Regions from separate parts of the Homo sapiens genome. Here all the other regions are linked to region 2. Evidence: chromatin contacts called from ENCODE Hi-C or POLR2A ChIA-PET data. All regions are on one chromosome and are shown on one strand. Each heading gives the region's core, a stretch centred on a gene start or an enhancer-like site at or near the end of the contact. The rest is flanking DNA. Distances are from core to core; before and after follow the strand shown. Region 1 overlaps ACTN4 (actinin alpha 4). Region 2 holds the start of CATSPERG (catsper channel auxiliary subunit gamma). Region 3 overlaps SIPA1L3 (signal induced proliferation associated 1 like 3). Region 4 holds the start of ACTN4 (actinin alpha 4). Region 5 overlaps CAPN12 (calpain 12).

Evidence for each region. A loop is a pair of places that touch in the nucleus more often than their neighbours do. ChIA-PET counts read pairs that join two places held with the same protein, here RNA polymerase II (POLR2A). Pooled maps may share reads with other maps.
Region 1: a pooled map shows a loop between it and region 2 (5-fold over the local background). The contact joins the enhancer-like site here to the promoter of CATSPERG in region 2. A Hi-C loop is called at or near these places in 2 of 50 pooled maps. POLR2A ChIA-PET finds 5 or more read pairs at or near these places in 2 of 52 experiments (CD8-positive, alpha-beta memory T cell and activated T-cell).
Region 3: a loop to region 2 is called in a map of ascending aorta, with 6 times the contacts of the local background. The contact joins the enhancer-like site here to the promoter of CATSPERG in region 2. A Hi-C loop is called at or near these places in 3 of 168 maps with a recorded cell type or tissue (ascending aorta, lower leg skin and mammary epithelial cell), 2 of 37 single-sample maps with no recorded cell type and 12 of 50 pooled maps. POLR2A ChIA-PET finds 5 or more read pairs at or near these places in 1 of 52 experiments (WTC11).
Region 4: a map of CD8-positive, alpha-beta T cell shows a loop between it and region 2 (38-fold over the local background). The contact joins the promoter of ACTN4 here to the promoter of CATSPERG in region 2. A Hi-C loop is called at or near these places in 3 of 168 maps with a recorded cell type or tissue (CD4-positive, alpha-beta memory T cell, CD8-positive, alpha-beta T cell and naive thymus-derived CD4-positive, alpha-beta T cell) and 10 of 50 pooled maps. POLR2A ChIA-PET finds 5 or more read pairs at or near these places in 3 of 52 experiments (IMR-90, Panc1 and activated CD8-positive, alpha-beta memory T cell).
Region 5: a pooled map shows a loop between it and region 2 (10-fold over the local background). The contact joins the enhancer-like site here to the promoter of CATSPERG in region 2. A Hi-C loop is called at or near these places in 2 of 37 single-sample maps with no recorded cell type and 9 of 50 pooled maps. POLR2A ChIA-PET finds 5 or more read pairs at or near these places in 2 of 52 experiments (Panc1 and WTC11).

The regions. Positions count from the first base shown.
Region 1 is chr19:38,684,580-38,687,279 of GRCh38, forward strand. The region is part of intron 1 of ACTN4 (actinin alpha 4); the gene reads left to right. Among named protein-coding and RNA genes, the nearest start is that of ACTN4, 38 kb to the left of the region's middle. RefSeq lists enhancers at 87-226, 1,397-1,456. Within about 2 kb of position 1,357, at least 36 of the 41 ENCODE cell types and tissues checked have a DNase peak (open chromatin) inside an H3K27ac peak, as active enhancers do.
Region 2 is chr19:38,334,439-38,337,138 of GRCh38, forward strand. CATSPERG (catsper channel auxiliary subunit gamma) reads left to right here and starts at 1,392. Exons shown (of 29, transcript NM_021185.5): 1 at 1,392-1,437. RefSeq lists enhancers at 1,131-1,425, 1,230-1,439 and silencers at 1,560-1,639, 2,010-2,179.
Region 3 is chr19:38,002,045-38,004,744 of GRCh38, forward strand. All of the region lies in intron 1 of SIPA1L3 (signal induced proliferation associated 1 like 3), which reads left to right. Among named protein-coding and RNA genes, the nearest start is that of SIPA1L3, 96 kb to the left of the region's middle. RefSeq lists enhancers at 1,437-1,968, 2,375-2,494. Within about 2 kb of position 1,412, at least 36 of the 41 ENCODE cell types and tissues checked have a DNase peak (open chromatin) inside an H3K27ac peak, as active enhancers do; they include ascending aorta and mammary epithelial cell, where a contact is called at or near this core.
Region 4 is chr19:38,646,244-38,648,943 of GRCh38, forward strand. ACTN4 (actinin alpha 4) reads left to right here and starts at 1,406. Exons shown (of 21, transcript NM_004924.6): 1 at 1,406-1,664. The coding sequence starts at 1,503. RefSeq lists silencers at 1,246-1,435, 1,666-1,745.
Region 5 is chr19:38,731,506-38,734,205 of GRCh38, forward strand. CAPN12 (calpain 12) reads right to left here. Exons shown (of 21, transcript NM_144691.4): 17 at 2,637-2,699; 18 at 2,198-2,276. ACTN4 (actinin alpha 4) reads left to right here. Exons shown (of 21, transcript NM_004924.6): 21 at 1-84. Among named protein-coding and RNA genes, the nearest start is that of CAPN12, 12 kb to the right of the region's middle. RefSeq lists an enhancer at 2,643-2,692. Within about 2 kb of position 1,451, at least 25 of the 41 ENCODE cell types and tissues checked have a DNase peak (open chromatin) inside an H3K27ac peak, as active enhancers do; they include Panc1, where a contact is called at or near this core.

The DNA of each region.
Region 1 (2,700 bases), core at 107-2,606, 350 kb after region 2:
CAGGAAGGCTTGTAGGTGGGGCGAGCCAGGGTGAGAGTGTAGCCCTGTTCCTCGGCCAGGGCAGATGTTTCACCATTTTTAATGGAGCAATTATGAGTCAGAGGTTTCAGTCTCTACTGGTTCCTCCCGATCCTATAATTACTCTTTGGCTATAGAATCCTATTTTGATCTCTTCTTTTCTTTTCTCTTCTTTCTCTCTCTGTGGTCATGGTCAGGTTTTTCTTTTTTTAAATCCTCCCAAGACACTGCTAATGTTGTCTGTCTCATGCATCCAAGGAATCTGAGATGGACTGAATATTGTCAAGGGAAAAAAAAAGAGACCCCCAAATCCAGAGTGATTTCTTAACCCACCCAAATGGCTTTTTGTTTGTTTGTTTGTTTGTTTGAGACGGAATCTCGCTCTTTAGCCAGGGTGGAAGGCAGTGGCGTGATCTCAGCTCACTGCAACCTCTGCCTCCTGGGTTCAAGCGATTCTCCTGCCTCAGACTCCCAAGTAGCTGTGATTACAGGCACATGCCACCAAGCCCAGCTAATTTTTGTATTTTTAGTAGAGATAGGGTTTCACCATGTTGACCGGGATGGTCTCGAACTCCTGACCTCGTGATCCACCCACCTTGGCCTCCCAAAGTGCTAGGATTACAGGTGTGAGCCACCGTGCTTGGCCAACCCACCCAAATTGTGTACCCTACACCATCCTAGTGCTTGGGAGCCAACACCCACTCACAGGAGGCTAAGGGCAAGTTTAGGTAACTCTTAACACCACGAATTAGTTGCCTGCTGGCAAACTTCAAACTCCAAGCCTGAAATTTCTGGTTGGAGTCACCTCCCAGATGGACTCAGGGATTCATTCACCCCCTCATCCAGTGCTCACGGAGCCTCTGTGAGGTGCAGGCCTGGAGAGGAGCCCTGTGGCCTCAGCAAAGGGCAGGCAGGCTGGTGAGCACCCAACCTCTGGATCGAGGGGACTCAATTATGCGGATAAAGGCCCCTAATCCTCTCAGTGCTCCAAACTCACTCTGCTTCTGAAAGGGATCTTCGTACCCTGGGTTCAGAGAGTAGGAAGCCCGCAGGGACCGAGTATGCATGAAACAAGCCCAAGTCTGTGGGGGCTGTACATGGTCAAGATCACAGATTTCCAGACCAAGCCAGCTCCACCCTAGCTGGGATGCCCACCCTGAGACACCCCTCTCTGCTTTCACTGGAATAGGATGGCCCTGACTTGGCCGGGTGGACTGTTGAATCAGAGCCTCTCAAAACAGGAAAAAGGAAAAGGATCACCAAGCAGGAGTTTCAGTTGTCAAAGACAAAACCCTTACCACGATTAAAGATTACTCCAGGGCCTCGCATATTCACCCTTCCACCAGCAGGGCCCAGTTTACGGATCATTTGAATACTAGCAAAAAAACAAGCCATCTGCTGGAGAGATTGAACAGAGGGAGAAACAGGAGTGTTTGCCCTGCTTCCAGACACCCCTTTCCTGTGGCAGTTCCTGCACCTGGCAAGATCTACTGGGGAATTCCCGGGGTCCCACTAGCTCAGGACGGGTGTGTAGCACTTGCCTAAATAACAATCCCATCAGTGCCCTGTCTGACCTTTTCTCCCCAAATGCCAAAGGCCTCTTGTCTGGATGAACAAATCCCTGGGCGGATTTGTCCAGACTAAAACGTTAATTCTAAAGACTGGGCCCCTTAGGCACTCGCTAAGATTCCAGGCCACACTGTCTCAAGGCCAGAATTGGCTTACTTGGCTATCTTTTTGAAAGATCAAAGTTTAAACCAGATGATCTGTAGTCCCCCACCCCCACCCTGAAACCTGAGCTTAGCTGTAAGCATTGAAAGTAAATGGGGTGTTTGTAGCTCACCCTCCCTGTTCTCCAGGTGAAGGGCCCCGTGTGCCTGATCATTTCATAGCAAAATGCTAGATGGGGCCAGAGGAGGCCCCAGCCTCTGCTGCTGCCCTAATTTTAAAACTGCCTTTTGGGAGTGTAAGTTTCCTCTGTTAAAGGTAGTTATTTCAAGGTAGGCCTCACCATCTCCTCCTCCTGGTGAGAAGCTCTGCCTGGAGGGCTGAGCACTGCCTCCCGCTCTGTGGGCCCCACCTGCCTTGGGTTGAGACCTATCTCTTCCTGGACTCTGTGTGGGGAGTGCAGGCTCTTCCCCTTGGGGAGAACCCAGTTCTTTGACGTATAATCTGAGTGGTTTGGGTTGGTTGGTTGGTTGGTTGGTTGGTTTCCCATGTGTGGGATGGCTCCGGAAGTCTGTTTGAGAACAGAGGCAGGCTCAGATGGGAGCAGCTCCTACCCCGGGCCGCCTATCCCCCTTTACCCTGGGGTTTCTTTTAGCTCCAAGCATCCATTCCAGTCTAACAAATCTGGTGGCAGAGTCTCTTTTTTTTTTTTTTTTGAGACAGAGTCTCACTCTGTTGCCCAGGCTGGAGTACAGTGGCACAATCTCGGCTCACTGCAGCCTCCGCCTCCTGGGCTCAAGCGATTCTCTTGCCTCAGCCTCCTGAGTATCTGGGATTACAGGCGTGTGCCACCACGTCTGGCTAATTTTTCTGTATTATTAGTAGAGACGGCTGGTCTCTACTAATAGTTCAAGACGGCTGGTCTTGAACTCCTGACCTCAAATGATCCACCTGCCTCAGCCCCCCCAAAGTGCTGGGATTACAGGCGTGAGCCCCTGCACCCAGCCCCTCTGG
Region 2 (2,700 bases), core at 142-2,641:
GGGTCACAGGGATGGACCACCACACTGGGCTAATTTAAAAAAATTGTTAGCAACAGGGTCTTACCATATTGCCCAGGCTGGCCTCAAGCGATCCTCCTACCTCAGCCTCCCAAAGTACTGGGATTACAGGTGTGCAGCACCACATCTGGCTTAATTTTTTTTTTTTTTTTTGAGACAGGGTCTCATTCTGTCGCCCAGGCTGGAGTGCAGTGGAGGGATCTCGGCTCACTGCAACCTCCGCCTCCTGGGTTCAAGCAACTCCTGCCTCAGCCTCCCGAGTAGCTGGGATTACAGGTGCCCGCCGCCATGCCCGGCTAATTGTTGTATTTTTTGGTAGAGACAAGGTTTTATCATGTTGGCCAGGCTGGTATCCAACTTCAGACCTCAAGTGATCCGCCTGCCTCAGCTTTCCAAAGTGCTGGGATTATAGGCATGAGCCACTATGCCCAGCCAGAGACTCCATCTTTAAAACAAAAACAAAAACTCAGGGTGTGGTACCCACCAACCTGGCTTACCCAGCCTTTTAGGTGAGTCTAATGCATGCTCAAATTTGAAAACCACTGGGTTAAACGTCTGGTCTGGAGTTCATCAAAAAGTCATGGCCTGAATCCTTACCTGTAAGGCATCAGAATGCAAATGAAAATTAACTTAATGAATATTTTACTTGAGCCGGGCACACTTCCCACAACAGTATAGGATGGCTGTCCTTGTCCTGTTTTGTAGAGGACGGTGCTAAGCAGCCTATTCATTCTCACAAGGTCTCCAGGAAACCACACTTTTTTAAGGAGTAGAATTTTGGGGTAGGGCCGGGCGCAGTGGCTCACGCCTGTAATCCCAGCACTTTGGGAGGCCGAGGCGGGTGGTTCGCCTGAGGTCAGGAGTCGAGACCAGCCTGGCCAACATGATGAAACCCCGTTTCTACTAAAAATACAAAAAATAAATTAGCCAGGCGTGGTGGCGGGAGCCTATAATCCCAGCTACTCGGGAGGCTGAGGCAGGAGAATCGCTTGAATCCGGGGCAGGGGCGCGGAGGTTTCAGTGAGCCGAAATCGCGCCACTTCACACTCCAGCCTGGGAGAAAGAGCGAAACTCCGTCTCAAAAAAATATATATATATATATATTTGGGTAGGAAGCACAAGTAGGGACCGTGCTTGCTGCCAGAACAACCAATAGAAACTCCTTGAAGGCCTTCCTGGCACAAACGTAGTCTCCAGCACCCTCTGCCGACCAGGCCCCGCGCCCTCAGTGCTGAGACAGCCTCCAGCCCTCGGTGCCTTAGGGGTTGCGCGTCACCTTGGAGACCGCGTGAGAGGAGGGCGTGCCTCTGCAAAGGCGGAAGTCGGCTGTGGAAGTGTGGGCGGCCATTTTGAGACCGGGCAAGAGGGGCGGGACTGGTGCGGCCGAGTGACAGTTGACCGGTTTTAACCAAGTGACTGGTACCACGGGGCCGGGGAAAAAGCTGTGCCATCCAGGGGCGGGGGGATGCCGGGGACGGGGAGGAACTAGGAAGGGGAGGGGAAGGGGAAGGCGAGAAGGGGAGAGGCAGGGGAAAGAGGGGAAGAGTCGTGGGAGCTGGGAGAGGAGGGAAAGAGGGGAAGAGTCGTGGGAGCTGGCAGAGGAGGGAAAGGGGGAGCCGAACGTGAAGGGCGAAGGGCGGGGCGGGGCAGGAGAGTCGGGGTATAGAGCAGGCAGGTGTTAATGGCATGGGAAGGAAGAGTAAGAAGTGGGGCAAGAAGGTGTCGCGGTACGAGGGGAAGGTGAGACTCAAGAAGGTGCCGGCTAAGAAGCTGGTGCCGGCGTGGAAGGAGAAGGTGTGGGGCGAGGAAACAACGAAGGGCGAGGAAAGATCCCGAGGCGAAGAGACAGTTTTCATCGAGAAGGGGCAGGGCGAGGAGGAGGGGCGTTACCAGAGGGCGGGACGGGGCGACGGGCCCGCGCGGGAAGAACCAATCGCCGAGAACCCGGGGAAGGAACGGGTCCATAAAGACCAAGTGGAGGAGTAGGGGCGCGGTCAGGAGCGGAAGCAGAGTGAGGAGCAAGCCCCGGGCGAGAAACGGGGGCCCGGCCGGGAGCAAGAGCAGGGGCGGGGCCGGGAGCAAGAGCAGGGGCGGGGCCCGGAGACGGGCGAGACCAGGTACAGTACCCAGCCCCTGGGCAGACCCCGAGCGAGGAGAAAGCGGCGATACCAAGAGAAGTGCGAGGGTGGGGCAAGAGGTTGGGGCACAGCCGGGTGGAAGTACACGGGTGCGATCGCAGGCAGAAGCAGTACGGGGGAACTTAAGAGGGGGACTGTCAAAGCGAGAAATAGAAACCAAGACCAGGTGAAGAGCAAGAGTGGAATACAGGGAGGGGGCGGAATAAGGAGCAAGGTGAGGATAAAGTTAAAGGAAGAGACGTGGAGGCGGCGGGGCGGAACGAGGCGGAGGAGCAGGGGTGTGGCCAGAAACATTAGTAGGGCTGGGGCCCGGAGCAATAGCAGAGGTGCGATACCCACGAGGGTCGGGGGCAGGGCCAGGAGCAAGAGCAGGGGCGGGACCAGGAGCAAGTGCAGAGGCGGAGCCAGGAACAAGAGCAGAGGCGGGGCTAAAAGTCCGTGCGGGGGCAGGGCCAGGAGCAAGAGCAGGGGCGGGACCAAGAGCAAGTGCAGGGGCGGGGCCAGGAGCAAGAGCCGGGGCGTGGCCAGGAGCAAGTGCTGTGAG
Region 3 (2,700 bases), core at 162-2,661, 330 kb before region 2:
TTACTGATAGATATAGTTACCAAAAAAATGTACCTTACGTGTGCAGTTCAGTGGCATTCAGTACATGCACATGGTTGTGCATCCATCATCATCCATCCACAGAACATTTTTCATCTTGTAAACTGAAACTCTGTCTCTGAAAAACAATATTCTCCATCCCCAAGACCCCAGTCCCTGGAAGCCACCTTTCTATTTTCTGTCTCTATGAGATTGACGAATGTAAGTGTCTCCTATGAGTGGAATCATCCGGTATTTGTCCTTTTGTGGCTGGCATATTTTATTTAGTATCATGTCTTTAAGGTTCATTCATGTTGTATATATCAGAATTTCCTTCCTTTATGAGGCTAAATAATATTCCAATTCATATTTAAGGCTAAATAATAATGATATGTATATATCACATTTTGTGGCCAGGTGCGGTGGCTCACACCTGTAATCCCAGCACTTTGGGAGTCTGAGGCGGGCGGATCACAAGGTCAACAGATTGAGACCATCCTGGCCAACATGGTGAAACCCTGTCGGTACTAAAAATACAAAAATTAGCTGGGAGTGGTGGCGTGCGCCTGTAATCCCAGGAGGCAGGAGAATCGCTTGAACCTGGGAGGCGGAGGTTGCAGTGAGCTGAGATCACGCCACTGCACTCCAGCCTGGTGACAGAGCGAGACTCCATCTCAAAAAAAAAAAAAAAAAAAAAAAAAAATTTATATGTATATATATATATCTCACATTTTGCTTATCTATTTATCTGTTGATGGACACTTGGGATGCTTCTACCTTTTGGCTATAGTGAATAATGCTGCTGTTAACACTGGTGTGCTGGCAGGGCACAGTGGCTCATGCCTGTAATCCCAGCACTTTGGGAGCCAAGACAGGTGGATCACTTGAAGCCAGGAGTTCGAGACCAGCCTGGCCAATGTGGTGAAACCCGATCTCTACTAAAAATACAAAAAAATTAGCCAGGCGTGGTGGCATGCTGCTGTAGTCTCAGCTACTCGGGAAGCTGAGGCATGAGAATGGCTTGAACCCAGGAGGTGGAGGTTGCAGTGAGCCGAGTTCACACACTCCAGCCTGGGCAACAGAGTGAGATTCCATCTCAAAAGATAAAATAAAAATAAGACTGAAAACAGGAGAGTTTATTCAGTAAACATCAACTGAAGACCCTACTCTGGGCCAGGCACCAATGAGCAAGGCAGGCACAGCTCCTCCCTGGTGGAGCCCACAGCCAGGGAGAAAACACAAGAACCGCAGAGCCATATGGATAAGTACTGTGTTCTGCGTGCTCTGAAGAAGAATGGGATTTTTCAAGCTGTAGTACAGGGAGATTCACAGAGGCTCCCCAAGGAAGTATAGTTTAAGTGTCATTTTCTGGGTGCAAATGGAAAACGTGAATTTGGTGTATGTCTCTAGATAAGCCCCACTTCTGAATGATTCCGGCTGTGGGCAGGGATCCCCAGATGGGCGTTGCTATGGAAGCAGCTTGCACCTCTCACTTCCTGACTTGAGTTTATTTCCGAGTTTCCCGTGCCACCGCCAGTTCCCAGCTGTAAATACAGACGTGGCAGGGTCCCTTTTTCCTGCTGCCTCGTAGCTGCCCAGAGAACGGATGTGGCTGGAATCCAGCCCAGGAGCCTCCTCCCGAGAGAGCTCGTTGTGGAACCTGCCATGTGGCGGTTTCTCTTCCATCCCGCCTCTTTCCTTTGTCCTCTCTCGGGACTGTGCCAGCGTGCCCCAGCCTGTGTTTTGAAACTTTAGACCCCAGCTTGTATTTGGTAGAGAAATGAGCTCATGAGGGCTTCCTCCGCCACCCAGCAACCGGGAAGTTGAGTCAAATCTCTTTCATTTCAGATCCATCCCCCACCCCCACCCCCAGGCCAGATTTGCCACCCTTCTGACAGAAACTGGGTTAGCTGTTCTCTGGGACTGTTTGTGAGGAGGGGACTTGTTGACCTGAACAAAGGAACTACAAACAAGACAGGGGAGGGATGTGGCTGATTGCTCACTGGGATTGGGACTTTTCAGCTACCCTTCAGTGCTTTCGAATAGTAATTGCTAACGTGTTGAGAATTTACAGTGTGCTAGACAGTCTTTAAATCACTTTTAATCCATTTAACAGCTCAATCAAGTGTATATAATTATCCCCATTCTAGAGCTGGGGAGGCGGTGGGCAAGTTCGGCAAGTTGAGTCATTGGCCAAATTCCTGTACTGCAGCAATTTAGGCAAAAAGTGGGCATTTAACCAGAGGCTCCTGGGGCGGCCCAGAGACCTGAAGAAAGCCTCAGGACCAGTCAGTTACTTGGTTGCAAGTAACAAAAACACCAACTCAAATAGACATAAATTTTAGGGGAAAGGATTGGCTCATTCAACTGGAAAGCCCAGAGGTGGGGCAGATGTCTGGGCTGGCTGGTCCAGGAGCCTGGGGCTATTGCCAGTGACCCATTTTCCTTCTGTCTCTTTATTGTTCCCTCTGATGTCAGTGTCATCCTCAAACGTGGCTCCCCTGAAAGTTGCACACCAGCTGCCAGGACCCGCTCAGGCTTGTGTCCTTATCCCTGTCCTGAAAGAAAAAGAAGGTATCTGTCCCGAACTATCATGCAAAACCTCAGAGCTCCTGTCTGATTGGACTAGCACTGGTCATGTGATCTTCCCCGAACCAATCACTAATAAGAGGGGTGAGCTCACACTAGCAGGCTGGTTGCAAA
Region 4 (2,700 bases), core at 156-2,655, 310 kb after region 2:
ATATACAATACTACCTATTTTTTACTTTTATGTATATTTTTGAGACAGGATTTCGCTTCTGGAGTGCATTGGTGTGATCACAGCTCACTGCAGACTGGAACTCCTGGGCTCAAGTGATGTCCCTTCCTCAGCCTCCTGAGTAGCTGGGACTACAGGTGCACACAGCCATGCCCAGTGAATTTTTACATTTCTTGTAGAGACAGGTTCTTGTTATGTTGCCTAGGCTGGCCTTGAACTCTTGGGCTCAAGCCATCCTCCCGCCTCAGCTTCCCAAAGTGCTGGGATTACAGGTGTGAGCCCCTGTGCCTGTCTACATATTTTTTAAAATTTTGAGTGTTGAGGCCAGGCGCAGTGGCTCATGCCTGTAAGCCCAGCACTTTGGGAGGCCGAGGTGGGCGGATCACCTGAGGTCGGGAGTTTGAGACCAGCCTGACCAACATGGAGAAACCCCGTCTCTACTAAAAATACAAAATTAGCCAGGAGTGGTGGCACATGCCTGTGATCCCAGCTACTCGGGAGGCTGAGGCAGGAGAATAGCTTGAACCTGGGAGGCGGAGGTTGCAGTGAGCCCAGATCACGCCATTGCACTCCAGCCTGGGCAACAAGAGCGAAACTCCGTCTCAAAAAAAAAAATTTGTGTGTTGGTTGGGCGCGGTGGCTCACGCCTGTAATTCCAGCACTTTGGGAGGCTGAGGCGGGAGGATCGCTTGAGCTCAAGAGTTCAAGACCAGCCTGGCCAACATGGTGAAACCCCGTCTCTACTAAAAAAATACAAAAATTAGCCGGGTGTGGTGGAGCATGCCTGTGTTCCCAGCTACTCGGGAGGCTGAGGCAGGAGAATTGCTTGAATCCGGGAGGCGGAGGTTGCAGTGAGCCGAGATCGCGCCACTGCACTCCAGCCTGGGAGACAGAGCGAGACTCCGTCTCAAAAAATAATAAAAATAAAAGTAGATTTGTGTGTATGTGGCTTCCTTTACTAGAAGGTAGTTTCATGAAAGTTGGGATTTTTTTCTGTTTTTAGTGCCTGCGTAAAACATAGTCTGGCACAGAATAGGTGTTCAATAAATATTTGTTGAATTTGTGTCGCTGAATGGGAACCCGGTGCAGTGCATTCCAAGCCTGAGCTGGTTCAGGTCCGATGGCGGGGCCTGCCCTTATGAATCATTCATGATCTGGCCCCGCCCATACGCGAACGACGCGCGCGTTCACGCCGGAGAGGGGGCGCGGCTCGCCCCCGGGCTGAGTCGGGCGGCCAGGAAGCGGGACTCTGCGCAGGCGCCAAGCTCCGGAGCGCGGCCTTGGTGCCTTTTCTGGTTTGGCAGGCGCGCGCGCGCGGGAGGGCGGCAACCTCGGCGCTGTGCGCAGGCGCGGCGGGCAGTGCGCAGGCGCGGGCGGAGGGCGGGCTGAAGCAGCTGAAGCGGCGGTAGCGGCGGCGGCTCGGGCAGAGGGGCGGGAGCTGAGGCGGGAGCGGACAGGCTGGTGGGCGAGCGAGAGGCGGCGGAATGGTGGACTACCACGCGGCGAACCAGTCGTACCAGTACGGCCCCAGCAGCGCGGGCAATGGCGCTGGCGGCGGGGGCAGCATGGGCGACTACATGGCCCAGGAGGACGACTGGGACCGGGACCTGCTGCTGGACCCGGCCTGGGAGAAGCAGCAGCGCAAGGTGCGCGGCCCGCGGGCCGGACGGGCTGGAGGGGCTTTTCTGAGGGGGCCCGGGGAGGGGTGGGAGGTCCTGAAAGGTAACTGGAGCGTCTGTGATGGGAACGGGGGGGTCCCGAGAAGGAATTGGCGGGTCCGGGAAGGGAATTGGAGTCCTGAGGAGGAATCGCCGAGCTAGAGGAAGGAATTGGGAATCTGAAAAGAGAATTGGCGGCTGGGTGGGGAATATGGGAGTCAAATAAAAGGAATCGGGAAGGCTGATGAAGGATTTGGAGGGTCTGGGCGTGCCATTAGGGGAAACCGAGGAGATGACTGGGCAGGCTGAAATGGAACTGGGATCCGAGGCGGGCTTGAAGGGTCGGAGCATGGGTTGGGGGTGCTGGGAGGAGAATCAGGGGAGGCTGAGAAGGGAATTTCTGGGTCTGGGAAGTGTGAGGAGGAGCTTGAGTGTGGAGGGGTTGGTTATTTGGAGAGCAGAAAGATCTGAAGGAGATTGGAATTGGGGGAGCCTCAGGTTGGGGGAGTTATAAAGGGGATGAAGAATCAAGTGTGAGGATGGAGTGGAGATTGTGGGGTCTGAAGACGGGTGGGAAGACTAGGGAGGCTGGGAAGATGAAAACAGGGGCTAAGGGTAGAATTGAGCATGAAAAGACATGGGCTTAGGGTGTGAGGAGGGTAGAGGTGCCAGGACTGGGGGTCTGAGGAGGGTGGGGTGCGGAAGGAAGAAGTTAAGGGGCCCGTGAATCAGACGTTTTTGAAGGGGGTGAGATTTATTTGTGGTGCCCTGTTCCAAAGGGGAGAAGATTAAGAGATAGGAGGAATAATAAGAGGAATTGATGAGGGATGGAGAAGCCGAAGTAGAGGGGATACGGAGAGTGGGGATAATTTGGGGAGGGATTTCTAAAGAATTGATGGGAAGCTGAAAAGCTAAAGCGTTGGAGAGAATGAGGAAGTGTAGAGGGAGAAGGTGAGATCGGTGGGAGGGAGGGTGAGCTGGAATGGTGGATAATGGGAGAGAGGTTCGTTTAGGAAAATGAAAG
Region 5 (2,700 bases), core at 201-2,700, 400 kb after region 2:
TTAAATCCTGTGGGGCTTTCTCCTTGCCAGTGGGCACTGGAGGATATTTCTGTGCAGCAAAAAATATAGTCAATCCCATATGGAGTCAGTTTCCTTACAGTCTACCTCAGAGGCGATTTCTAAAGCTGAGAAACCATGTCTGCTGTGGAGTCTCATTGGAGGCTTTTAAAAACCCAAAACAATGGGTTCTTGACCCCTTCTGAGATGCAAGGTTGTGCCTGATGACCTTTGTCTCCCACACGGCCAGACAAACCCAGTTCCAAGTACCGTTTCATGGGCTTCTGCTGCTTCCAAAGCCCATCTTCACCCCCATTCTGTGTGTTCATTCTCTTCACAAATATCTACCAAGTAAGTGCCATTTCATGCTGTGCCCAGTGCCAGGTGCTGTTTTAACAGGAGGGCAGGTGGCCTGCAGCCTCTTCCTGCCCGTGTGACCTGCCCCAGGTCACTCCCTCTGGCATTCATCTGCCCTCGGGCATAGGGGTGGAGGCTGCCATGCCCAGGGCTATGGGGAAACCCAGCCAGATGGGGTGGAAGGACCCGAGAAGGCGCTGGAGCCCCTCAGCTGCCACTGCAGGAGTTCCCGTTTGAGAAATTCTCAAGGGCACTTTATCAGTTTCCTTCTTCCTGGAATAACTCCTGGCATGTAACAGGCACTCACTGGTGCCAGATGCGTGAACACAAGCCTGCCACCTGCCACCTGCTGTGAGTCCTTGCTCCCTCACCTCCACTCCTGTCTATCTCCGGCCCAGCCTCTCCCTCTCTGCCCCACGTCTCCCAATCCTTGGCTGTCTCTGACCCCATTTCTCCCCCTTTGACTTGGGCTTTTTCTTTTTTCTTTTTTGAGACGGAGTCTCGCTCTGTTGCCCAGGCTGGAGTACAATGGCATGATCTTGGCTCACTGCAACCTCCACCTCCCGGGTTCAAGAGATTCTCCTGTCTCAGCCTCCCAAGTAGCTGGGATTACAGGCACGCACCACCACGCCTGGCTAATTTTTGTAGTTTTAGTAGAGACGGGGGTTCCGCCATGTTGCCCAGGCTGGTCTTGAACTCCTAGGCTCAAGCAATCTGGCAATCTGCCTGCCTTAGCCTCCCAAAGTGCTGGCATTACAGGCGTGAGCCACCACGCCCGGCTGGCTCTTTTGGACACTTGACCACCTTCTCTGGGTCTCACACTCACAGCCACACCCAAACCCTCTCCCTCTGGCTCTCCGACTCCATCACAGTCACCCCAGCCCCCATCTCCCTGTGGCTCCATCTGCTGTGTGGTGGCAGACAGGCCCCAGAGTGGGGTTGGGGATCTGGGAACTCCAAGTTCTGACCCCAGCCCACTCTCCAAATCCCCTCCACATGAGGGTCACAGTGCTGTACTGTCTCATCTGCCTTGGAGCCCATGGAAAGCCTTTCTCTCTGGCTCTCTTTCTTGGTTAGGATGTTGTGCTGGGCTTGTTCCAGCTCATCAGGAGGAACTCAGCCTAGTAGCAGAGGCCATTGGCCGGCTCTCTTTGGGGCTTTTGGTAATGAAAGCTGCATTCTCCAATCACTAAGTGCTATGCCCTGCAGTGCATGGACGACTCCTCACCACCCTGTGTACTAGCTTTTTTTTTTTTTTTTTGAGAGGCAGGCTCTTGCTCTGTCACCCAGGCACAATCACGGCTCACTGCAGCCTCAGCCTCCCGGGCTCAAGCCATCCTCAAGCCTCAGCCTCCTGAGTAGCTGGGACCATAGGTGTGAGCCACCACACCAGGCCCTGGCCATTTTAGAGAGGAAAATGGAGGCTCAAAGAGATGAAGTCAAGTGCCCAGGGCCCCTCCTGGAGTCAGTAGAGTGAGGATTCCAACCCCGGTGCACCAGAATCCAGAACATTCTACCATGCTGCCCTGGGGGCCAGACCCTCTCAGATACCAGCTCCTAATCTTCCCCTTCCTGGAGGGGCCTCTCCCTGCCCCAGAACCCCTACCAGGCACATCCCCCTTTCATGTCCTCCCCACCCCACACACGCCCCTTGCCCTTCTCCTTCCTTATTTGGCCTCTTTCAGGGTCACCCAACCCCTGCCAGGGACTGGCAACAAGCTAAGGTGTGGGCCTGTGGATGGCCACAGTGCAGACGGCCACAGCTGAGCAGGGGGACTTGGAGACAATGGGATGGGAGAGAACAGGTCCTGTCCCCACGACCACCCCAGGACCCTGTCCACACCTGCTGCATTCAGTGCCAGCCTCAGCTCGTAGGAGTTCATGGTTCCAGAGGTGTCCTCATCGAACTTGTTAAATATGGCCTGGGCAGGAAGGATGAGTCAGGGCTGCCCTCCATGCCCTGAAGAGGGCTGCCAATGGGGCCTCCCAGGCAAGACAGCCTGGTGCCCATCCCAACTCCCTTTCTTCTGGTGTGGACCCCCAGCAAGCAGCCTAGCCACTTGGGACTTCTGTTTCCCAATCTGTAAAATGGGAATAAGAGCAATGACCCAGAGGACAAGCTGAGGCTGGGTGGGGGCAGGGATATCCCAGCCAGATCTCTCCAAGTCAGCCTAGTCCAGTACCCCCTCGTTCCCTGGGGACCTGATAGCCCACAGGGTGCCTATGTCTCTGTTAGTAAAGGTTTCTCTCTTTCTGGGAAGAGGCCCAGTCTCCCACCTCACCTGCCACTCCAGGAGGTAGCCCCAGAGCTGCTGGAAGTGGTGTAAGGCCAGGCTTTGCCCATGC